3 separate regions of the Homo sapiens genome follow, and regions 1 and 2 are each linked to region 3. The links are chromatin loops, found by intact Hi-C in ENCODE. Cell type or tissue: endothelial cell of umbilical vein. All regions are shown on one strand. Region 1 has its middle 39 kb from the start of ZNF195. Region 2 overlaps OSBPL5 (oxysterol binding protein like 5). Region 3 overlaps KCNQ1 (potassium voltage-gated channel subfamily Q member 1).

Region 1 (8,000 bases), 890 kb before region 3:
CACCCGGCCCCATTTGTAATTCATGTGCGGTGAGCTCACTGGGATGAGTGAGTTTGGATATATATTCCTCCCTGGGTCTGCCCCATTTTATGGGGTGTTGCTTAATCATTTGCGTTATTCCATTGATATGAAATATTTGCACTCAGAGATCATTTCCGGTCAGGAGAAATTTGTGCACTTTTAACCCAAAATAGAAACCTTCATAAAAGCATCATAGGTCTCCATTCAATATTGACTATAATTGTTCACATGCCCACGCTGAATGCTAACTTGGGCTCACCCTCAACACCCACGAGGTGGGTACTATTATTACCACTCACATTTGACCAGAGGGATTGTTTGATTAGGGTGCAGTAGTTGAGAGTTCAGACCCAGGAGACAGCCTGCCTGCTTCGAAACCTGGCCCAACCCCTGGCCCTGTGTGACCTTGGGCAAGTGACTGCATCTCTCTGTGCTGTTGTTTTCTTATTAATAAAATGGGGGATAGAATGATACCTACCTCTTAGGGTTGTTGTCAGGGTTGAGTACAAAAGCCTGTGGATCAGTGCCTGGCTCATGGTAAATGCATGTCAGTGTTAGATAGTGTTTTTATTCAGTCTCAAAATGTTTAATAAATGCCTTCTATGAGCCAGACACCATGGATCAGCAGTACCCGTGACAGATGAGGGTCTGCTTGCATGGGAGAGCCAGAGAATAAACAAAGAAATGAAGAAACAAGAAAAGACCAGATGAGAGTGGCTTTAAAGCCAATAAAACAGGGAAATGGTGAATGGAGCAACTGGGGAGAAGAGTCACCAAAGTCGGGGAATCAGGGAAGCCTTCCCCAAAGAGGTGGCATTTGAACTGGGGCCTGAGTGGTGAAGCAGCCAGCCATGGGAAGGGCTTGGGGGAACAGGATATGCACAGGTCCTGTGGTGGAAACAAGCCAGCTGTGGTTGAGGAACAACAGCAAGGCAGCCAGTGTGGCTGGAGTGGAGTGAGCAGGGTTGGCCAGGGGTGAGGGAGAACAGGCCAGAGAGAGGGATTAGGACCAGGTCTTGTAGGGCCTTTTACGGCAATGGAAGGAGCTCTGAAGCAATGAAGTGCCTTGCCCTGTGTCACATACCAGCCGAGACAGTCTACCTAATTCGGGAGCCAAAGTTCGCTGCTGGGCTTGAGGCCCCTGTAAAAGGACAATGTAACCCAGGCTGGTATGGGCACATTCTGCATTTCCACTTAGATGGCAAGCCCATCAAACCTTGGTGCCATGGCTGCCCTGGTAACCAGTGCAATCCTGGCTGACCAGTGCAACCAGGGAGCTGGCCCATGACCCAGGTGGCCTCTAAGTAGCCAGGACTAATGCGGCCAAGAGTCAGTCTTCTAGCCTTCTTCCTGTGACTCATCCAGGTGCACCCTGCGACATCTGAAGGTCAGGCTTTCAGCTGCTGTGGCTTCCACTTCCAACTGGCTCCACGTCCCCAGGGAGAGATCACACAGCGCTTTGCCAACACATTCTATTGCGTGTTTAATGTTCCTGTGAAAGCGCCCTTGAGATTTCTCTCTCTCCCCTCCACACAGAGCTTAGAAGCAAAGTTAAGAGACTCATCAGATTCTGAGCTTCTGCGGGATATTTTGCAGAATCCCAGATATTTGTAAGAATCCCAGAGTCCCTGGGACTCATGACCCTGCCTCCTGAATCTCTCCGGAAGACCTGAGAGAAGAACCACAGGTGTGCTTGTACCCTTTAAAAACACACCTGTTCAAAGAACATTGAACATTGAGTCAGCACTGCAGGTGGGTGTCGGCACCTCCGACAGCTCCAGCTCTTTCATTTTCTATCTAAGACTTAGACAAAGACATCAGAATATACAAAAATCTGCATGAGAGGGGGGAATCTAGGGAAAGTTTTTTAAACCATCTACAGCAAAAACAGAGATGACAGGTGCAAAACAGCTTCTAGCATTTGGTAGATGCTCAGAGACTTTCTTTTTTGCATTCATGAGACCTGTCCTGCCCACTCCTGTCTCTTCTAGACCTAAATGGGCCCTTACTTTGCCCAGGGTGGGGTTTGGACTCAAGAGCATCTGCATGCAGGTGAGAGGCAGGATCACCACCCCGCCCAGCCACAGCCTGACTTTGGCCTTGAGGGCCAAGTGCAGATCACCCTGCATCCTGGGTCTTCACCTTTGAAGGGCCATGAGCCCTTCTGAAAAGACAAAGCAATAGACTCCCTCCCAGAGAGAAGTGCACCAGAAGAATACATTTTCCATACAAACTCTGGAGGCAGACATCCTCCACCTCCACCCAGCCAGCCCATCCTAGGGGCCCCGGTGAAGAATTCTTGTGCTAGAGGTGAACCAAGATTATCCATGTGGAAAAGATGCAGCCACAGGAGGGAAGACTTTCGGGGCAATGCAGTAGGTCAGGGCTTCGAGCATGGAGATACCTGAAGTTATCTCGCACCCTGCTCTGAGTTTCACCCTGAGCCTCACTCTCGTAGGTGGTGAAGCATGAAATGTAGGGATAGCTGCTTTAAAACCCAGCACAAGGCTGGGTGCACTGGCTCACACCTGTAATCCCAGGACTTTGGGAAGCTGAAGTGGACGTATCCCCTAAGGTCAGGAGTTCAAGACCGGCCTGGCCAACATGGCAAAAACCCACCTCTACTAAAAATACAAAAATTAGCTGGGCATGGTGGTGCACGCCTATAGTCCCAGCTACTTGGGAGGCTGAGGCAGGAGAATCGCTTGAACCCAGGAGGCAGAGGCTGCGGTGAGCCAAGATTGGGCCACTGCACTCCAGCCTGGGCAACAGAGCGAGACTGTGTGTCAGAAAAAATGAAAAACCAGCACCAGCCTGAAGAGCCTGTGTATTGCGTGGGGTACTTTGCTGCCCTTGGGCAGAATCTGCATCCCTCCCAGCCAGCAGGCACTGCGGACCGTCTCCTCCCTCTCCCTCCAGGCTCCTGTTTTCCCACCGCCCCCCTCCTGCTGCAGCAGTCCCTCTGCCCTCCGTTCCAAGTGCCAGGCCGCGGCCACCTCAGAGCTTGCACCAGCTGTTGCCACTGCCTGGAACTTGCTCGTCCTGCACTCGGCTTCTCTCGACTTTAGCTGGAGTGTCACCCTGAGCGTCCCCTCCCCTCCATCCTGTCCCCAGGGACACACACTCCAAGAGAGCAGTTGCCAAGTGGGCCTTCCCGCCTCTTCCATAGAGCCAGACAGTTGGCGACTGTCCTTACTGCAAACCCTGGTTCACACTGGCACCCCTGGGAGGGAGGTGGTTTGGGCCCACGTGCCCTGTGTTCCTGCTCAGAATGGGCATTAGAAATGCTGCCATAGCCTGTGCCACTGCAGTGGAAGCATTTTTAGGAAACGGTTTATATCTTAAGACAAACTTCAGATGCATGGGGCCAGAACGCTGTGTCCATCTACATCTTTGCTGAGGGATCGGGTAGCCTGGAGTTTGCCCTCTGCTGTGTTGGCTTGAAGCTCATAGGGGACTTAAGACGGGCTCTCGAGCAACCAACGTTCTGTCCTTTGCCGTAGACTGTGAAGCATCCTGTGTGTGTGAAGCACCGGCTGTCAGTCAAGTATGCCCGGTGCTTTCTCTCAGAACTCACCAAAAAGGTCCGTTATGGGGAGTGTCCGCCCAGTAGCCAGACAGCATAGCCACCTGCGTGCTGGAGCCCCTGTCCTTCCCAGGCCCTGGGCCTGCTTTGCAAACAGCAGCATGACAGGGGCCTCCCCAGGCAACTGGCTGCAGCCACGTGTGACCCATGGGAGACAGTGCAGGGCAGGAAGAAGGGGAGGCCAGTGTCTCTCCCTCACTCTGCCTCCTGGGGTTTCCACAGCAGCTGCTTCTCTGGGGCCCCAGCTCCTAGCATATGGATTCTCATTCCTACCAGGCTGGTCCAGCCCACAGCACTGGAACCCTCACCCACACCCTCTGTCCTGCCCGCCGAAGGGTTTGGAGTTTCCTGCTCTTGTCTGTCTCTGGGTTGCCCCATGGGCCCCTGTTGGAAGGTTTAGCTCTTGCCATACCTTTGGAACTAGTTCCTCTGGTGAATTCTCTGCATTGATCCTGCTGGAATGAGCTCTTTCCTGACTGATGCAGGATGGATTTTATTTTTTACTTATTTTTTTGAGACAGAGTCTCACTGTGTTGCCCAGGCTGGATTACCGTGGCACAGTCTCGGCTCCCTGAAACCTCTGCCTCCTGGGTTCAAGCAACTCTCGTGCCTAGCCTCCTAAGAAGCTGGGACTACAGGCACATGCCACCATGCCTGGCTAATTTTTGTATTTTTGGTAGAGACAGAGTTTCACCATGTTGGCCAGGCTGATCTCGAACTCCTGACCTCAGGTGATCCACCTGCCTCGGCCTCCCAATGTGCTGGGATTACAGGCATGAGCCACCGCACCTGGCCTAGGATGGATTTTAAAGATGGGCCCGAAAGTGCAGGGTTTGACATAAGGATGTCGAGAGGCCATTCCTCAGTAGGCAGTAGCAGACCTATCTTAGTGAAAGGGCCACACTTTTAGCAAGTAAACAATCCCCTGCTTCTCCAATACCTGCTTTCTCCCTAATCCTCCCCAAAAGGGTGCATCTGTGGTCACCAGCAGGTCTGCCCTGTGCCACCAGGAGAGGGCAGCAGTCACCCAGTGTATATTGTTGCTGCCCTGTGAATCTTAAGATGGGGCCAGCCATGGAGAAGCAGCCTGCTGACAGCCACAGCCTGCAGCATGGGCCGCCCTCACAGTTCTGCCTGGGCTCACTTAAAAGCACCTTTTGTTTTCCTCCTCTCTGTCATGGTCATGTGGCAGCTCTCACGGAATCCTTGTCTCCTGCCCTAGACTACACCTAACCCTACCCTCTCAACACCTCTCGTTGAAGGCCCTCCCATCCAGGTTTCCCTACCAAGTGAATTTTTTTTTTAGAGACAAGGTCTCTTGCCCAGGCTGTCCTCGAACTCCTGGGCTCAAGCAGTCCTCCCATGTCAGCCTCTAGAGTAGCTGGGACTATTCGGCACACACCACCATGCCCAATGAAGTGAATATTTTACATGCCAGCTGGCTGGTATTACACCATTCCATCCCAAATCTCCCCTCCAAACTTGGTGAAAATCATCTGACCATTTTTACAGATTAGAACGAAAGCAAACAAGCTCTCACTCTGTCTGACCCCAGCACGAGGCTGTCCACACAGAGCTTTTGGACAAGCTGTACGAGGACCTGGCAGAGACCCTGATGGCCAAGGAGTCCACCCAGGGCCACCCGAGCTATTTGCTGGTATGAGAAGGGCACCCTCCTCCCCCTCACAGCCCAGATACCCTTCCTGCACAAAGTGAAAACGTGGGTGTGGGTTCAAATCCTGACTCACCCATTCTGCAGTCTTAGACATGAGGTCCGTCAACCTTCTTTAGCCTCAGTTTCCCTGTCTGTAAATCAAGCACTTCAACAACAACAGCATGTCTCATGGGGTTGTTGGGCATTTGTCCAATAGGTGACACACTCTACCTGCTTCACAAGGACCTGGTGTCCAGTCCTCAAAGAATACTTGACAGGTCCTGGTGTGGTGGTTCACACCTGTAATCCCAGCACTTTGGGAGGCTGAGGTGGGTGGATCCGAGGTCAGGAGTTCAAGAGCAGCCTGGCCAATATGGTGAAACCCTGTCTCTACTAAAAATACAAAAATCAGGCCGGGCGTGGTGGCTCATGCCTGTAATCCCAGCACTTTGGGAGGCTGAGGCAGGTGGATGACCTGAGGTCAGGAGTTTGAGACCAGCCTGGCCAACATGGTGAAACTCTGTCTTTACTAAAAATACAAAAATTAGCGGGTGTGGTAGTAGGTGCCTCTAATCCCAGCTACTCGGGAGGCTGAGGCAGGAGAATCTCTTGAACCCAGGAGGTGGAGGTTGTAGTGAGCCAAGATCACGCCATTGCACTCCTGCCTGGGCAACGAGAGGGAAACTCTGTCTCAAAAAAAAGTGGAAAAATTAGCCACACATGGTGGCACATGCCTGTAGTTGCACCTACTTGGGCAGCTGAGGCAGGAGAATTGCTTGAACCCAGGAGGCAGAGGTTGCAGTGAGCCAAGATTGTGCCACTGACTCCAGCCTGGGTGACAGAGCTCAAAAGAAAATAAGATAAAACATAGATACAGAAAACCACAAAGGAAAAACATAGCATATTGAATCATCACAAGGCAGCCACCCCTTCATAGCCACACCTGGCCCCTGGCCACCACTGACCTGTGCTCCATCACCAGAATTCCGTTGTCTCAGGAATGTTCGATGAATGGAATCCTGTGTGGCCTGAGATGAGTGTCTTTCATGCCACGTGACACCCTTGAGGCCCGTGCAAGCTGTTGGCATGTCAACAGTTAGCTGCTTCTCATTGCTGAGTGGCGATTGGTCCTGTCATGGTTTATTCAGCCATGTGGTGGATGGCTACTTGTCTTCTAAGCCACTTGCCTTCTGATTGCTGGACTGACTCTCTCGCCCTCTCTTGGTGCAGCCCTCGGGAGGCTCAGTCACACTCTCCGAGAGCACAGCCATCATCTCCCATGGCATCACAGGCCTGGTCACATGAGATGCTGCCCTCTACCTGGCAGAATGGGCCATCGAGAACCCGGCAGCCTTCTCTCATAGGTGACCTCGGGGCGCACGGCAGGACACCGAGGCAGGCTCACCCTGGTGCAGTTACAGACATGGTCCCCTTTCCTCCCGCCAGGACTGTCCTAGAGCTTGGCAGTGGCGCCAGCCTCACAGGCCTGGCCATCTGCAAGATGTGCCGCCTCCAGGCATACATCTTCAGCGACTGTCACAGCCAGGTCCTCGAGAAGCTCCGAGGGAATGTCCTTCTCAATGGCCTCTCATTAGAGGCAGACATCTCTGCCAACTTAGACAGCCCCAGGGTGACAGTGGCCCAGCTGGACTGGGACGTCGCGACGGTCCATCAGCTCTCTGCCATCCAGCCAGATGTTGTCATTGCAGCAGGCAATGCCCAGCCCCGGGCACTCTGTGCAGGCGGTGTCCTTGCAGCTCTACCCAGCTCTGGGCTCTGGGAAAAGGGAACAATGGACGCTGTCGGGCATGGACATGATGGGGCTTCCAGAAGAGTTACTCTGGGCCTCCAGGGTGACATCAAAGGACAGGGGTGCCTCTTAAGGTGACCTTCCAGCCACAGCCCTCTTGTTGGAGACAGGCATACTCCCATTACAGTCATCACCACATGGCTCTGTCCCAGAGCCATGCCTCTGTCTTTCAGAGACCACAGGAGGAAAACAACCACTTCTGGGATGAGGACAGGGCCCTTGAGAGAAGGTGGTGTTTGGCTGGGCCACCGAAAACCCCTCGCCCCTGCCAGCACACTCGGTCTCCTCTCTGGTTGAACAGAGCTCTGCCTGTGGTCCTGGGTCCCAGCCCTGAAACCCACAGGTCCAGCGGTGGCCAGGGACACAGGCCCACCCCTGCAAGCCAGCAGACAAATCGGCAGACACCTGAAACACGAAGTTCATGGCAGGGTCAGGCTTTGTGTCATTCACAGCCCTCTAGATAGGCCGAGAACCAGAGCTCATTTTTTAAGGAACACCAGTGAGTCTGGAGATTTTTTTCTTTTGCTTCGGTCTTTTGCAGCTTTCTCTACTAAGGGTTCTCCTTTTTCACCCAAGCAATTGCCTTTCCATCTAATGGCCCAAATGGTCAAATGGCATCTACTAGTCTCATATGACTGCTGCCTCTCTGGCCTCGCCCTGCTGCTGAGGTCAGCATGACCTGGAACTGTCCGCTGGTCCCTTTCAGTAACCTGAAGCTTTCACCGTAGACGTGCTGTATTGCCCAGAATCCATCGTGTCGCTGGTCGCGGTCCTGCGGAGGCTGGCTGCCTACCGGGAGCACCAGCGGGCTCCTCAAGTCTACGTGGCCCTTATCGTCCGCAACCCAGAGACGTGCCAGCTGTTCACCACCGAGCTATGTGAGCCCACACGCCCACCCGGGCCTGCATGGTCCCCGAGCTGTCCCTGCG
Region 2 (8,000 bases), 560 kb before region 3:
ATATTTTCAAAATAATGATTTTTTTCCCCTGCTGTCTTCCAAAGGTGACTGGCGAAGGTCATTATTGCCACGTATTATTTGATAGGAACGTATTTGGTGATTTCAGAACCTTTCAGTTATTAACTTTATTGATATTGAAATTGCCCCATCTTTGGCCAATGGGGGCCATAGTTGGCTCAGGGGCCCCCTGCACACCCCAGTACCTCTGCTGGTATTCTTCCTTCTGCCCTGACCATGTGTGCACCTAGGACATTTCCTACACTAGACCTCAAATCGACCATTTCTCCCGGGAGCTCCAGGTTCCCTTCACTAGGAAATAATATTTAGTGATCACAATCTGGAGGTCAGACCTGCTTTGCTTTTCTTTCTTTTCTTTTCTTTTTTTTTTTTTTTTTTGAGACAGAGTCTCACTCTGTTGCCCAGGCTAGAGTGCAGTGGTGTGATCTTGGCTCACTACAACCTCCGCCTCCTGGGCCTTCTTCCTCTCCGTGGAGCCTGGAGACCTCCCCCCATCAGAGCTGCACAGAGATGCCGCTTTGTCTTTCTAGGCTGCATAGCTTTCCATCGTGCTCATGGGCCAGGGTGCACTCACACAGCCCCCTCTGGAGGGATTTGGGGGTGTTTCAAGCCTTTGTTGCAACAAGTAGCTTGTTGTTTCTTTTCTTCATTTTTAAGAGACATATTCTGCCACACATTTCTAAGTGGTTTTTAGAGTGCAAATGTTTGGGTTTTGATGGTGGAGGTGGTGGTGCTTCTTTAATTAGATTACCTCCTCCATATGCCAGACATGGAAAAGTTGTTCTTTCCTTCATTAATTGAAAAAAAACAAAACAAAGAAAGACGTATTAATTTTTTTAAACATACGGGATGCCATCATGGGTGCTGGTGCCCTCTGTGTTCTGGGTGCCATCCTGGGACGCAGCAGTGAGCGAGAAGATGCCTGCCCTCAGGAGCCCAATGCCAGAGCGGGAACTGCAGAGTCAAGTGAAGCACGATGCATGTCTCACAGGGCTGGTGGCCTCCCAGGAGGCTGGAACAGGAGGCGACACCTGACATGAGCAAAGGCCCTGGCGAGGACAGAGCCCCCTTAGTGGGGGAGACGGCCCCTGAGGGACCAGGCGTGCCTCCCAGGCTCCGTGCCTCCCAGGCTCCGCACCTCCCAGGCTCCGCACCCCCACCAGCCTCTCCCTGTGGGGTTCTGCTCCCAGCGCCTCCTGTCCTTCTCACCCTCCCAGGGACTGACACAGGCCTCCCAGGGATCGGTGCTGCTGGGTCGGGACTCAGGGATCGGTGCTGCTGGGTCGGTACTCAGCAGGGCCTGGGGCTCAGCAGGGCTGGGGCCGCCTGGCCCCTGACACTGGCTGCATTTCAGGAATCCTGTATGGCACGATGACCCTGGAGCTGGGTGGGAAGGTCACCATCGAGTGTGCGAAGAACAACTTCCAGGCCCAGCTGGAATTCAAACTCAAGGTAGCGCTGGCTGCAGCCTGGGGGAGACGAGGCCAGGGAAGGAACGAAGCCTTGGGGATCCCCCTCACACTCTCCCCAGGCCCCAAGGAAGGTTCCCCAAGGCAGTGCACATAAGGGGAGCAGCTGTTGACATCCCGGAACACAGACAGGGCCCAGAGAAGGGAGGCTGCTGCCTGCAGCCACACAGCAGAGCCAGCCTAGGCCCTGTCTCTGTGGCAGGGACACTACATCCTTGAGCGGAGGCGTGGGGGTCCCGAAGGCCTCGTTGGCGAGGGTTGGGTCCATCCCTCCTGGGCTCCCAGGCACCCCAAGAGAATAACTGTTCCGTGCCCCCATGAGGATGTGATTCTGGAGGCCCCAGCCCCCGCTCACTGGGCTCTGTTCTGGGTGTGGCCCCGCAGCCCTTCTTCGGGGGTAGCACCAGCATCAACCAGATCTCGGGAAAGATCACGTCGGGAGAGGAAGTCCTGGCGAGCCTCAGTGGCCACTGGGTAAGGGGCCGTCCCTCAGGGCAGGCACGGCCGGGCGGTCAACGCCAGGCCAGCCTCTGACCCCGCTGGCCATCTGGGGCAGGACAGGGACGTGTTTATCAAGGAGGAAGGGAGCGGAAGCAGTGCGCTTTTCTGGACCCCGAGCGGGGAGGTCCGCAGACAGAGGCTGAGGCAGCACACGGTGCCGCTGGAGGAGCAGACGGAGCTGGAGTCCGAGAGGTGAGGCCTGTCAGCGCCCAGGGACCCTGCTGACCACAGCCTGACATGGCCAAGCAGGCAGGTCAGCAGGGCTACAGTGCTGTGAGCATGGCCCCAGGATGTCCCTGGCAGGGAGGGCAGGCCTGGTGCACCCCTGGTGGCAGATCACGTGTCCTGGAAAGGACAGATGGAGGGAAGGGGTGTGGCCTGGAGAGGAGCCGGCTGCCGTGACCTCTCACTGCATCACTGCCGGCGAGTGACCAACAGGTGCACAGGGAGGTCCCTGCAGGCGGGAGATGGGAGCTCAGTGTTGGAAAAACCCATCTCATGGACAAAAGAAAAGCTCTCTTCAAAGTAGTGAGCTCCCTGTCACTGTAGGCAATCACGCAGAGGTTGCTCTGTGCCTTCCTTCTGGTGCCAAGGGGCCCTGATTCCTAGCTGCCTAGGGGTCGGGCTGCCCGGGCCACTGGCTCAGGATGGGTCACTGGCCCGCAGGCTCTGGCAGCACGTCACCAGGGCCATCAGCAAGGGCGACCAGCACAGGGCCACACAGGAGAAGTTTGCACTGGAGGAGGCACAGCGGCAGCGGGCCCGTGAGCGGCAGGAGAGCCTCATGCCCTGGAAGCCGCAGCTGTTCCACCTGGACCCCATCACCCAGGAGTGGCACTACCGATACGAGGAGTGAGTGCCGACAAAGCCCTGGGGGCCACAGGGTGGGGCTGGGCCTAGCAGACGGGCTGAGAAGGGCCCAGGGGCTCCTGGCTTCCCTCTCACCTTCAGCCTGTCCCCTGGAGGAGTCGGTGGGGGAGGGTCAGATAGTGACACCCCCCATCATCAGTCCTTACTGCAGGCCCTGCCCATGGGGTGTGGGCAGTGGTCATTCTCCTGGAGGTCTCTGGCCACTGTTGGGGGGCTGAAGACTGGGCCAGGACAGCCCCCTCACCTGAGGGCCACTGCCTGTGCTGATGAACGCCCTCTGGACCCTCCAGCCACAGCCCCTGGGACCCCCTGAAGGACATCGCCCAGTTTGAGCAAGACGGGATCCTGCGGACCTTGCAGCAGGAGGCCGTGGCCCGCCAGACCACCTTCCTGGGCAGCCCAGGGCCCAGGCACGAGGTCAGCACCCCACAGGCCCCACCCAGGGCTGGTCTTAGCTGCACGTGTGGCCACCACCACCCCTCGCTCCTCACCTCACTCCTCCCTTCCCCTCGCTCCGTTTCCCTCACGCCCTCATCCCCCAGCCCCCTCGTCCCCTTTCCTTCTCTGCCGAGCATGGGACTCAGGAAACCGGGATTTGCAGGATGCTCAGTTCTAGGGGCACCTTGGCTTGTGGGACCCTGTGTCTACTGTCTCTGTCCACTGCCCCCAAAGTCTCCCTCTGCCAAGTTAGCAGCCACATTATCCCATTCCACTGATCAGGAAACAGAAGGTCAGGGCAGCCCAGGGCCCTTCCCAGGTAGGAGGAGGAGGAGCCAGCACTTGCACAGATCTTGTGTCTGGAAAGGGGAAGCGGGACAGCAGGAGGCTCCAGGGAGTAACCTGAGGAAGCTGCCTTGGGTGTGTCTTGGTGCCATGCCTTAGGCGGCCACCAGGTGGCGCCAAACCCACACGCCCCCGTTCCAGGTGTGCTGAGCTGCACCGCCCCAGCCGTGCACCTACTGCGTGCAGAGGGTGCAGAGCGCGGCCGGTGCTCACCCGCAGCGGACAGGATGGGGGCGTGTTCCCCAGCTGATGCCGTCTGGGCCAGACTCAGATGAGAGGCCTTGCTTGCCTGATGGCCCTAACTTCTCCAGCAAGCTGGGGGCCGCGGTATCTCCTTGGCTGCATGTCCCATGCTCTGCCTGCCAAGGGACTAGGGAAGAAGCCTCAGGAAGGTAGACAGATGCACCCCCTATGTCTGCAGCACAGTCTCCATCCCCCCGGGCTCAGGCCAGACTGCTAGCTCCTGCCTTCCCTTGGCCCCAGACCCTCGCAGTCCCGCTCCTCAGCCTCTCCCCACCAATCTCCAGCAGATGTCCACCCCCAATGCCCTCTGCAGCCTCCCACCCCGCAGCCCCTGCTGAGGTCAGTCAGCCTGGGCCCTGCCATGCCTCAAAAACCATCCCATGGAGTACCTTGTGGCCAAACCCACCTGCCCCGCCTCTGACCCCACCTGTCCTGGCTCTGACCCCACCTGCCCCGTCGCTGACCACACCCAATGCAGAGCGTCCCTGGCACCTCTCTGGCCCCAAACGCCTGTTGTTACATGGTGGTCCCACAGCCAGGTTCTGCTTTTTCCCCACCCCTGAGCATCAGTTCCTGTCCTGGGTTCCTTGTGAGCTCAAGTAAGGGCTGAATGGATGAGCCCTGCCTGCACTCCTGGGGTTGTGAGCAGCCGGCTGAGTGTGGGGGTTCCCCCCTGGAGATGCCCCTTGACATGGGGAACCCTAGCCATCTGGGGTTCCTATGAACCTCCCAGCTCCCACAGTGGCCTCGGCTTTCATCTGTCCTCATGGCTCAGGGGTCAGAACCACCCTCGGCCCCCCATGCCATCATCTCTGCATTTATTGGATGCAACGCCATGGTGAGCACAGGGCAGGCGTGTCTGCACCACCTTGCAGGCCCTTGCTCACTGTGAGGGGTCAGTAGCTCTGTCTCACCCATGAGGAAACAGGCTCAAAGGGACCATGGCTACTCCAGGCCATGCCGGGGCTGAGACAGACCCCTCCAGCCAGCTCCACAGCCCAGCAGCTGCCCTCCCTGCTGGCTGCCACCTCTAGCACTGTCCTGGCATAAGCATGCCACCATGTCCCTGGGGCCTGGGCAGGGGGCGTGGGTGGCTTTCAGCTGCAGCAGCTCCATTTCTCTGCAGAGGTCTGGCCCAGACCAGCGGCTTCGCAAGGCCAGCGACCAGCCCTCCGGCCACAGCCAGGCCACGGAGAGCAGCGGATCCACGCCTGAGTCCTGCCCAGAGCTCTCAGACGAGGAGCAGGATGGTGACTTTGTCCCTGGTGAGCCCCCTTGGGCCCAGCCCCAAGGCCTCTGTCTGGTGGGGTGCCTCAGATGCTGACCTGGCTGGAGGGGAGGCCAGAGAAGCACCTGCCCAGATGTAGGGCAACCTCCCAGCAAAAGCTCCTCTGCTGCCCTGAGGGGCCCCCCAGCAGGCTCTGCCCTCTCAGAGTCTGGGAGGCAGCCCAAGGGCCAACGGGGGGAATGGTGGGGGTGGGGAAGAAAGGGAGTGGGCCCAGGCCAGGGGCTCCCCAGCGGTGGGAGGGGCAGGTCCAGTGGCATCCTGCCCCAGCCCTCTGCTCCTTTCCTGTCACCAGGAGCTGTGTCTCCCCAACTTTGTCCCTGCCTCTGTAATGGATGGGCCTTGCCTTGGCCACTTCTGCCTCCCAGGCCTGTTAGTGGCTGGTCCAGCCTGGGGGTTCCCTCCAGAAACATCCTCAGCACCCCTCCCTCATCTCCGTGTCTTCAGCTTGGCCCTGCAGGTTTCCCATGAGGTGGGGTGGAGGCCCGAGCTGGATATGACCCTGTGACCCACGTGCCAGCCCCACTGGACCTCCAGCTCATCCTCACTCCTCCCCTCCCCTCCTTTGTCTCACTCGGGGCCGTCCCAGGCGGTGAGAGCCCATGCCCTCGGTGCAGGAAGGAGGCGCGGCGGCTGCAGGCCCTGCACGAGGCCATCCTCTCCATCCGAGAGGCCCAGCAGGAGCTGCACAGGTGGGCCACACTCAGGGTGTCCATCCAGACTCCGGGTCAGAGAGTGCGAGAGACCTGGTAGAGCTAGGGCGGGAGGTGGGGAGGCCAGGAGGCCGCGGCTGGGGTTGTCATCGGAGCTGGAACCCACAAGACCTGCAGGGTGATGAAAGGAAGACAACCGCCGAGGGCAGGAGAGAGGGTGTGGGAGCGGCAGGTGGTGCGGGATGATCAACCAGCCAAGTTGGCCATGCCTGGCAGATACTGAGCTGGAGATGTCCTGAAGCCTAGAGGAAGGTGCCAGCCCAGCATGGCCTGGGGTAGCCCCAGGAGAGACCTTGAGGTGTGCAGAGCGAGGTGGCAGCCTGGGCTCACTGTGGTGGCCCCATACCTGCGCACAGTGGCTTCTCAGGAATGGCTGGGGAAGGAGCAAATGGGAGTGGCCGAGAGCTGGCAGGTGCAGGCCACCAGGGCCACATGGCCCCTTCCTGTCAGCAGATCCCACCAATGAGGAGCAGAGCACAGGGTCCCTCTCGGGTCCAAAGCTCCTGACTCTGAGCCAGGCTGAGGGTCTCACTGGCTGTGGGACCTTGGCTGTCACACCTCAGCCTCCCCTCTGTAAAGTGGGCTTGATAGCAGTACCCCAGGGTGAAATGCAGCCAGGGCACAGGCCCGGGCTCTGTGAGGCTCAAGAGCCTTGGGGAACTGTCATTGTCCCTGTGTAAGCATTTCCAGAAGGTGCTCCCTGGTGAGGCTGTGTGGGCAGAGAAGCAGGGAGGCCTGGCTCCCCAGAAGCAGGTCAGCTGTCAGGCAGGTGGCCAGGACTCAGCCAGAAGCTTCTGCAGCAAACTGGATACCGCCTCAGAGGCCAGGTCCTCCACGGCAAAGTACTCCAGCTCAGGGCCAGGGCCTCCACAGCAGAGTACTGCCGGCAAGGGGCTCGGACAGCGCGTCTACTCCCTCGCGGTCCCGGAGGCTGGAGTCCAAGATCTCGGTGCCACAGGGCTGGTTTATCCCGAGACCTCTCTCCTGCCTGGCAGACGCCAGCTTCTCGCTGTGTCTGTGTCTTCATCTCTTCTTCATATAAGGACACCAGTCCCATGGGACCAGGGCCCACCCTAATGGTCTCCATTTAAATAAATACCTCTTTAAGGACCCCATCTCCAAATACAGTCTTATCTAAGGTGCAAGGGGTTAGGACTCCAACATATGAAGGTGGCAGAGGCATGACTCAGCCATAACCACAGGGGTGGGAGGGAGGATGTAAAAGGCTGACTCCCCAATCCCTGACCCTCCTCTGCCCTGAATGTGCCCAGGGAATCCCAGTATAGCCATGGTGCTGTGGGGCCCTCCCACTAACAAGCTTTCCACCCCCACCCGCTCTGTTGCCCCTGGAGGGCCATCCCATCTCCACCTCGGCCCTGTGTCCAGCACCTGGTCAAGTACCCAGGGCACTGTCCTGGCTTGTGGGAGGGGGACTTGCTGGCATTGGCACAGCCCCCACGATCTGTCGCCTGTCCTTGCAGGCACCTCTCGGCCATGCTGAGCTCCACGGCACGGGCAGCACAGGCACCGACCCCAGGCCTCCTGCAGAGCCCCCGATCCTGGTTCCTGCTCTGCGTGTTCCTGGCGTGTCAGCTGTTCATTAACCACATCCTCAAATAGGAGCCCTGAGGGCAGAGCTCCTGGCCGGTCCTGAGCCCTCCCTCCCAGGCACCCAGCACTTTAAGCCTGCTCCATGGAGGCAGAGAGGCCCGGCAAGCACAGCCACTGTGACGGGGAGTCCAGGCGCAGGAGGGACCCGGGGCCACAAGGCGCTGCGGGCCCAGGTGTGCTGGGCCCCTCTCAGGGGCACTGGCCTCTCTGCAGGGCCTTCCGCCCAGCGCTGGCCTTAATGCTAAAGCCAAATGCAGCTTCTGCTGTGCGACGCACTCCTGGCCATCTTGCCGTGTCACCCCCTGTCCGGCCTCCACTTGCCATGGGGGATGGATGGATTTAGGGTGGGAGGGCCTGTGGGGGCCCTGGACAGTCACACCCCAGCAGCAGTGAGTGGGCAGGTTTGGAGGAGCCCCGAGTGGCCCAGGAGTCCCCCCACACACAGATGCATAGGCCTGCCTTCCGGAGACCCTGTCCACATTGCCGGGACCACCCTGGTGGGGCCAC
Region 3 (8,000 bases):
AGGTCCCAAGAAGCTGTAGCGGGTGGCCTCAAAATCACATGTTACCCTCCCGACCCTCAGTGTCTCGCTGGGAGGGCTCAGCATGTCTCCCCAGGTCCTCTGCCCCCACAGGCCAGGCAACTGCTGAGCCCTGCCAGCCACCCTGTGGGGCAGGGCAGCGCCAGCCTCCACTCCAACAAGGCACTCGGGGCACCCACCCCAGCCTCCCTTCCTTCCATAACTCTCGGGGGTTGAGCAATGGTGCACGAGAGACTCCTGTAAGAGCCGCAGGCAGTGCGGATGGTGTGTTTATCACCAAGTACAGGAAGCCTGGTGGGGCCGGAGTCTCTGCTGCAGCCTGGCACAGCAGGAAATTTCTAGAATCCCTTAACACCGTGGAGCCGCGGCCCAGCTGAGCGCCCCTGCTGCCCTGAGCCTGAGCTCCTGTCACAGGCAGGGAGCGGACCAGCCTTCCTTCAGCAGCCCCTGTCGCCGCGTGGCCTGTGCATGGGGCTGGGTGGCTGGGGACAGCAGCGGGTGTGCTCGGCAGAGCATGTGGCCAGTGAGGCTGGACCAAGGCTGTCCCGGGGGAACAGAACCACCGGGTCTTCATGCCATGCCCCGTGGGCCTCAGGCTCTGAGACTGTGGCTTCAGCAGCGCCCCTGCCCCCAGCTGTGCATCCCACACCCTGAAGCAGAACACTGGAGGCAGGGTGCCCATCACAAGCACTGGCTGCCTCCGGGGAGCAGCAGCGCCGGGGTTCCTCTCCTAAACAGCCCTCAAAGCAAGGCTGATCCTACGCCCAGCAAAGCGGCCTCAGAAGGGAGCATTTTGATGGATTCCCAGAGGCAGGGGGCCTGGTCCCAGGTCTTCAGGGGGTACCAGTCACCTGACCGCCCTCTCTCAGGTGCAGAGTGGGTGATAGAGATGCTTTCAGGAAGCTCTACGGCCAGCGCATGAGAGAGACGCCACAGGGCTCTGAAAGGCAGTGAGTGGGTTGCACAGGGCTCCCCAGGACCAGGAGCTCCTGGTGGATGGGGATTTCAACAGCTTCAGTGTCACTAAAGGGGAAGGCAGGAGGGACTTGTATCCGGTGGTCCTCAGTGATCAACACTGGGCTCCGGAGAGCCGGCCAAGTCACTTCTCCTGTCCCCACAGGGCAGTGGCTTCAAGTTCCGCTTGGTGGATTCTGAGCCTTTGTTCTTGGAACTCTTGCCGGGACATCAGGGGTCGACCCTGACCCGGGAGGAGCCTTGGCAGCTGAAGCTGGGTGGCAGCTGAAGTTCAGCCCACCTGGGTGTCCCCAGCTGCCCCAGACAGACACTTGGGCCTACCCTGCTCCACCTGCCCCTGGTCCACTTTCACCTTCGCTACCCTTACCCGCCCAAAGCCTGCAGGCCAGTGTCTAGCGTCCTTTCACCCTGAACAGGCTCCGAGAGCCTCTGTCTCCCTGGGGTGGGCTCCAGGCAGGTCTCAGGACAGATGAGTGAGAAGTTTCTCCTACAGGCTCATGGGGCAGTGACCTGAAGTCTGGCTGGGCAGAGCTGCAGGCCACCCCGTGCCCTGGGGGCTGTGCAGACAGAGGGCCCACATCTGTCAAGTCCTCTGGGCCTAGCTCCAGGGGCTCAGTGCAGACAGGAACCAGGGCTCCAGCCCGCACATACACAGGGCCCTGCAGTGAGGATCCCAGGGGTGCGGAATCTCAGTCCAGCTCTGCCTTTCATGAGCCCATGGGCTGCTTGCACATAGATCCTGGCACACAGTAGGTGCTTAATAAAGATTTGCTGGCTGAACAAATGCAGGCGGAAACAACCCTGCCAGGGAGAAGACGACCGCGTTCTGAAGCCTCAGAGTGGCCTGGGTGGTGGGGACCGGTCTTAGCTGGGTAGCTCCCAAGTGACAGGGACAAAAAGGCAAGTGAGCCCACAGGCCCACAGAGGGACACAACTCTTCCCAGAGCACCCTGCAGCCCTGAGGAGGGAGTGGGTACCCCCGTCCCTGGGCAACCAGTCTAGTGGGGAGTTGCCCCCGAAGCAAGTGTGCAGGACGGGGCTTCGTCAGACCCATAGGAGCTCACCAGGCAGGGCGAGGCAGGCAGGGAGGAAGACAACCCTCAGCGGGCGGCAGCTGCAGAGGGAGTCAGACCTCGGGGTGGGTGGAGGAAAATCCTGAGTCACCCACTGGTTCCCCAACCTGGGCAAAGGTGCCTTTGCTCTGCGTCTTTTCCCGGCAGCGGCAGAAATGGTGCTGCGGGAAACCGCCCCAGGCCGTGCGCAGAGCAGGCTCCTCATCAGAGCAGCTGCGGGTCCCAGGTGAAAAACACCAGGTGAGGACCTGCGGGCCTGCGGGCGCCCTGAGCAAGTGGAGGCCAGGGCGCTGAGGACAGGACCCGACCTTGTTCCACAGAGAGGGCCGCCCAGGGCCGTCACGGAGGCCCAGAGACTCCCTACAGGGTCTCACTTTGCTGCTGGGAGGGAAACTGAGGCCTTGCTCTGAGCTGGGAGGGAAACTGAGGCCTCGCTGTGTGCTGAAGGCGCAGCAGAAACCCAGGCAGTGGAGGCTGCAGCTGGCGGGAGGGGTGGGCCACCGGGCGGGGCGGAGGGAGCCTCAGCAGAGGGGAGGAAGCCGCAGCGATGACCTCATCCCCTAGGCCTCCGGGGCCGCAGCTCACGGGGTTTTTTAACCACAGGCATTGCAGGACAATTCCCTGGTATGTTCACCACCAAAGGCGCGGACTAGCCGTGTTTGTGTTGTGCTTTTGAGTGCCTCTCTCTTTGTGTGGAGTTTGACAAAAGCTGTGATCCTGGAGACAAAAGCCAGGCCCTCACCTGGGCCAGGGCAGGGTCTCTTACTGCAGAGAGCAGGGGGCCAGTTTCTAGCAGCAGCTGGCTTCGGCAAGAAACAGGAGAGCCACCCAAACCGGGAACTCCTTCCCAGGCAAGAACACGCAAAGCACACACACGTCAGACACACGTGTGCACACACACACCAGGCATATGTGTACGCATGTGCGCACGGAGCTACCCACAGGCACGCACACGTACACTGAGTGCACACATGCACACGTGTGCCACTTCCACAGACATGGGTACACAGACGTGCACATGCACGTACGTACACACGTGCACACACAGCCCCCTCTGAATTCAGAAGCCAGGTTGGGGCCCTCTTTGCAGCCCAGGAAGTGGCTCTCCTCCCTGGGAGGCCTTGAGGAAATCTCCCTGCCCAGCAGATTTCCGACGTGGTGTTCACGTGGTGTTCACGGTGCCGGCCGGACCCCAGCCGAGACCAGATTCCTCCCGAAATGGCTTTTTCAGGCCCACCGCATATCCCTGGTTCAGCAGAATGCCTAATCCCTCCGAGGCCGCGCTGGGGTTTCCTTAGCAGTGCTGAGATAACAGCTTTCTGGCACTGCAAAGCTGGGCGTACGAAAAGAAACGAGAAAACAGGGGCTCCCTGGGAACACATCGCTTTGATCCATTTTTTCCCCCAACATTTAAACATCGTGCTCTCGGAATCCCTCATGCGGGTCCTGCACCCGCCCGGCCCCTCCTGGGTTCCCCAAGGCTGTGGTTTGGGCTCCCCGCGCTCAGCACTCCTTGGCGGGTGCCAGCAGCTCCTGAGTTGCATGTAGCACGAGCGCCCTCTGGCGTCTACAGGCCTTCCCGCCGCCTGGCCCCAAGGGCTGCAAACACCTTTGCTTCTCGTACCTCCCCGAAGCGCCCCCAACCGTCCTTCCTGCAACCCTGCACAGCCTCCCTCTGCTGGAATCAAGAACCCAACAGCCGTCCTCACTCCTCCAGGCCTGAAGCCTCGGGAACCTGCTGTCAGGTGACTTCTGCCTGTGCTCTGATCCCCACAGCCCTGTGCCTGCTGTCCGCTGGAAGCTGTGAGCCCTGGGAGGGGTCCCTGCCTGCCCCGCCAGCACCAGCTTACCTCCTTCTCACTGTGCCCCTCCCACCTGAGCGCCCCCTCCTCCAAGCAAGTGGTCACTGTCTCCCCACCCAGAGCCCACGCCTCAGTCTCGGCCCTGATGTGTCTGTACATCCGCCTGTCAAGGCCAGGCCCACGGCTGCCTCACTCTCTGCTGTGTCCCCAACGTGCCCCCACCATGGCCATGACTGAGTGACAGCTGGACCCTCAAATCCCCTTGAAGGATTTGTTTCCACGCGGCCAGTGCTTCGAGAGACTGCTGGGAAGTGTGGCAAGGCGAGTGGGAGGGTGTCTCCATCACGCAGGGGCAGCTGAAGCCGGGAGCACATACCAAGCTGGGTCATCCTCGCTGGGCAACTCTGGCCTATGCATTTGATGCAGGGAGGGACATGCACGGCCAGGAAGCGCCATGCAGAGCTTGTGGGGTTAGCGCAGCCACGGGGTCCCACCCTCAGGGAGTGTGGAATGGCCTGAGGCAGACAGATGCTTGTGAGCCTCCCAGAGCCCCATGAACCCAGAACAGGGCAGGTCGGCGGGGATGGTGTGCAGGATAGTGCCAAGCAGAGGCCTGAAACCTGACAAGAGGCTGAGTGCTGACACTCCCGAGGACAGCCAGGTCCAGAGAAGAGGGCTTGCAAAGGCCCTGGGGCAGCCAGGAATGTCCAAGGCTTGGCCTGGAGTGAGTGAGCCCAGGCTGGGTGAGGTGGGGTGGGTAGTGTTACAGGTGATGGGCCTGAACGTGGCACCACCTTGGGGAATGTAGCCTAAACGTCACAGGGAGCTTCTGGAATGATCAGGTTTTTGTCTTAGAAAGTCCTCCCCAGCTGCTGTTTGCAGGGTTGCCTGGTGAGACGCAAGGTGTGGCAGGGAGGCAGCTGGCATGACAGATAAAGGGACAAGGGAGGCGGCCAGGGTCTCTCTGCCTTCCAAGCAGTGGAAAAGGCAGAGGGGACTGCAAGGGGGACTACAGCAGAAAGGGGGCTCTATGCTTGGGGCCACGGGCTGCTTCTCTGCCATGCCACCCCGGAGGAGAGGGAGCTGCAGGGCAGTGAAAGGGCCGGTTCCTGCTGACCAGGGGTTTGTGGCCACAGTTCAGCAAATAGCCACCAGGTGGCGCACAGACCCCAGGGATGCGCAGACAGTGGGCAGGGCTGCTGGGATGAGGACCATCTTGGAGGCTTCCCTGGGGGCACAGCTCAGCACTGTGTAGGGTCTGCCCTCCTGCCTGGGCAGGGCTGCATCCTAGGGAGCAACCCTACCTGGTCTGCTCCATGCCCCTGTCCCCTGCCTGGTTTAGATGCCGCATGGGGGCCTTGGGGTGCTGCTGGTGATTCTAGGGCTGCAGACGGGCACATGAAGCCCAGGGCACGTCTAATTCTCGAGCTGCAGACGGGCATGTGGAGCCCAGGGCACGTCTAATTCTCGAGCTGCAGACGGGCATGTGGAGCCCAGGGCACGTCTAATTCTCGAGCTGCAGACGGGCATGTGGAGCCCAGGGCACGTCTGAAGGTCCCTGCAGGTCCAGCCTGGGTGCAGGCTTCTCCAGGCTTCGCCCTCCCAGCTGCCTGGGAGATAACCACCTAGGAAGTGAGGACCTGAACTTGGACGCTGTGGTGCTGACAGACAGCCCTGGCTGGGCAGGAGCACCTGGGTGGGCTCACGTTAGCACCGGGGCTCCATTTAAAACCAGGCAAGTCCCAGGCCACCTGGGGGCGAGGGGCTAACCACCTAGATCCAGGTTAGTACGTGAGGGATGGGACAGGCAGGATCTCACGTCTCACACACAGCACAGGCATGAACACACGTACATACACATAGGTACACACACGCAGCGACACATAGCTATACATAAATACACACAACACAGCCATGCATAAACATACAATACATGCTCACAGGCGCACACTACAATGTGCCTATATGTGGCCACATTCACACATGTACACGCTCAGATACACATGTGCACACATGTACACACATTGAAACAGAGCCAAACATGCGTGAAAGTCCCCACGTGCTCATGTGTATGCACACTTACATAATACTCAGATACAGATGCACACTTAAGCACACAGCTCACCCATAAACACGCACATGCGTGTACACATTCCCGTGCATGTGGGCACTCACATACACACATGTACACACACCTGCAGAGGTACAAAGGGCCTCACACGGAGACTCTCCAGGGGAATGTTTGGCAGCGCGGCTCTCACAGCCTGGGAACCACTGGCATCCTTGGCCCCAGGCCCTCCAGGGACAACTACCAGGTCAGGGACCCCCCACAGACCCGCCCCATGGCAGAACCAGCAAAGGACATGCCGTGCCCACTCCTGCAGTTGAGCCAACCCTGTCAGTTGGCCGGGGCAGAACATCCTCCTGCTAGACATGGCCAGAGACTTGGCTGGGTGCTCATCTGAGAGCCAGGTCTGTGGTGGGTGAGGAGGACTTGGGGATCCTGGGCAGGTACCTTGGGGACCCCATAAAACATGAGGCCCATGCTGCCAAGGGTATTGGACATCGCCCTGTGGGGGAAGGACGGCCTCACCCCAACCAAGATGGCACCACAAGATGACACACACACCCCACTTCACAGGGCAGTGCAAAAGTCTGAACAAAGCATGAGAGTACAATGTGATAGGACATGAAACTCACACGCCAGGACCAAGGGGGTTTATTCCAGGAAGGCAAGGGGGGCCCCTCACTGACAGGAGCACCTCACAGAAGCAGGAAAGACCCCTGACCAGAATCCACATGGTCACCGTAAAACCACGCCAGGCATCGGACCTGAAGGACCCTTCCTGAGCACGGGAGGTGCGCACCCCCCGCCTGGCAGCCGGCCCGCCCACAGAAGCCAGGAGGGCCCCGCTGGCCGCAGGTACCACCCCCAGCTCTGGACAGACCCAAGCAGCAATCTGCCCTCCTGGAAGGCATCCCTTATCTGGAAACGCAAAAGATGCAAAGGACAGAGGGAAAAACTTCTACGACCACAGTCACGAGAAGTAGCAGGACCACAGGCTGTAGCAGAAATTAACAGCTTTCGCAGACGCCAGGAAAGTGCCTGGAAAACATGATAGACTAGAAACTCCCTATGTGATGGCAACAATAACAACTTATTCTCTCAATATTATTATGATGAGGAATAGACTTAAACTGCCTGCAATCTACATAATGAAACCATAAAATGCTGCCCATAAACACACACACCATGCTCCTGGAGACCACCGAGATGTCAGTCTCCCCCAGTTTATTCACCCGCGGCCTTCGAGTTTCTTCCCGGGGCTGGATAAGGTGATGGCAACGTTCACTGGGAAAAGCAAGGCTGCAAGCGCCACCAGGAAACCCCCGAAAAAGAAAGCCCTGCCGAGGCACAAAGTGACATCATGAAATTGATTTTAGTACCGGGACCACCAAGTCAGTAGGGCCCTGGTAAAGGAAAAGTCCAGGAGACCAGTGGGACAGAATAGAAAAACCCCAAAGCAGACCCTTCCTACTGCCTCTGGACGTCTGGTTTACAGAGAAGACGGCCCCTCCAGTCAGGCAGGACAGATGGACTGTGGAAAACATAGTGCTGGGAGAACTGGGAAGACGAGGGAAGAGTGACAGCAGGCCTGTGCCTCACACCACTTACCCAGGAAACTCCCAGCCACCATGGAGCACACACAGTTAACCTGGTCAGGGCTGGAGGAAACCACAGGTGAGTTCTTCCAGCTATGGCTCAAGGTCCAGAAGCAACAAAGGAAAGGTAAAACGGACTCCCTAGAAATGAGACGGATACCACTGCCGAGGCCATCGCGAGAGGACTCTGGACCCCGGAGGGACGGGCTCCCCTGGCCAGGAAGACACAGTGCCAGAAAGCAGCATGAAACCAGCCCAGATCTGCCTGTGCATGCCGGGAGCTGAGTCGTGACACTCTCTTCCTTTGTAGATACTAGAACTATTCCACGACAAGACAGGAAAACACAAAAGCCTGGCCACGGAGAGGTGCTAGACCCAGTCCTGCCAGAGTCCTGCTGCTCACGGCCCACATTCAGGTGGCTTCCGTGGGGACCCCGTGGGCTCCAGACACAGCTGGCCCCCTGCACCC

Evidence for each region. Peaks named below come from ENCODE experiments on the same cell type or tissue, not always from the same donor. Only the 100,000 strongest peaks of a DNase experiment are listed, where the experiment ranks them.
Region 1: it touches region 3 in a loop (15-fold over the local background); 9 of 110 quality-filtered maps call a loop at or near these places.
Region 2: a loop joins it to region 3, with 4 times the contacts of the local background. A loop is called at or near these places in 17 of 110 quality-filtered maps.

The regions. Positions count from the first base shown.
Region 1 is chr11:3,413,804-3,421,803 of GRCh38, reverse strand. It overlaps the pseudogene FAM86GP. Among named protein-coding and RNA genes, the nearest start is that of ZNF195, 39 kb to the right of the region's middle. In endothelial cell of umbilical vein, a CTCF peak has its summit at 4,567; no DNase peak of the experiment used is centred here; H3K27ac peaks cover 11 bases.
Region 2 is chr11:3,087,707-3,095,706 of GRCh38, reverse strand. OSBPL5 (oxysterol binding protein like 5) reads left to right here. Exons shown (of 22, transcript NM_020896.4): 15 at 1,373-1,470; 16 at 1,872-1,961; 17 at 2,044-2,180; 18 at 2,655-2,840; 19 at 3,149-3,275; 20 at 5,011-5,149; 21 at 5,759-5,861; 22 at 7,364-8,000. The coding sequence ends at 7,502. Among named protein-coding and RNA genes, the nearest start is that of CARS1, 34 kb to the right of the region's middle. RefSeq lists enhancers at 1,333-2,140, 2,949-3,756, 3,698-3,767, 3,757-4,565 and a silencer at 3,614-3,908. In endothelial cell of umbilical vein, CTCF peaks have their summits at 611 and 3,742 (motif pointing right); DNase peaks (open chromatin) are centred at 576 and 3,756; H3K27ac peaks cover 1,320 bases.
Region 3 is chr11:2,528,586-2,536,585 of GRCh38, reverse strand. The region is part of intron 2 of KCNQ1 (potassium voltage-gated channel subfamily Q member 1); the gene reads right to left. Among named protein-coding and RNA genes, the nearest start is that of KCNQ1, 88 kb to the right of the region's middle. RefSeq lists enhancers at 530-1,030, 3,781-3,890 and silencers at 2,864-3,024, 7,580-7,780. In endothelial cell of umbilical vein, CTCF peaks have their summits at 3,642 (motif pointing left) and 5,013 (motif pointing right); DNase peaks (open chromatin) are centred at 3,635 and 5,045.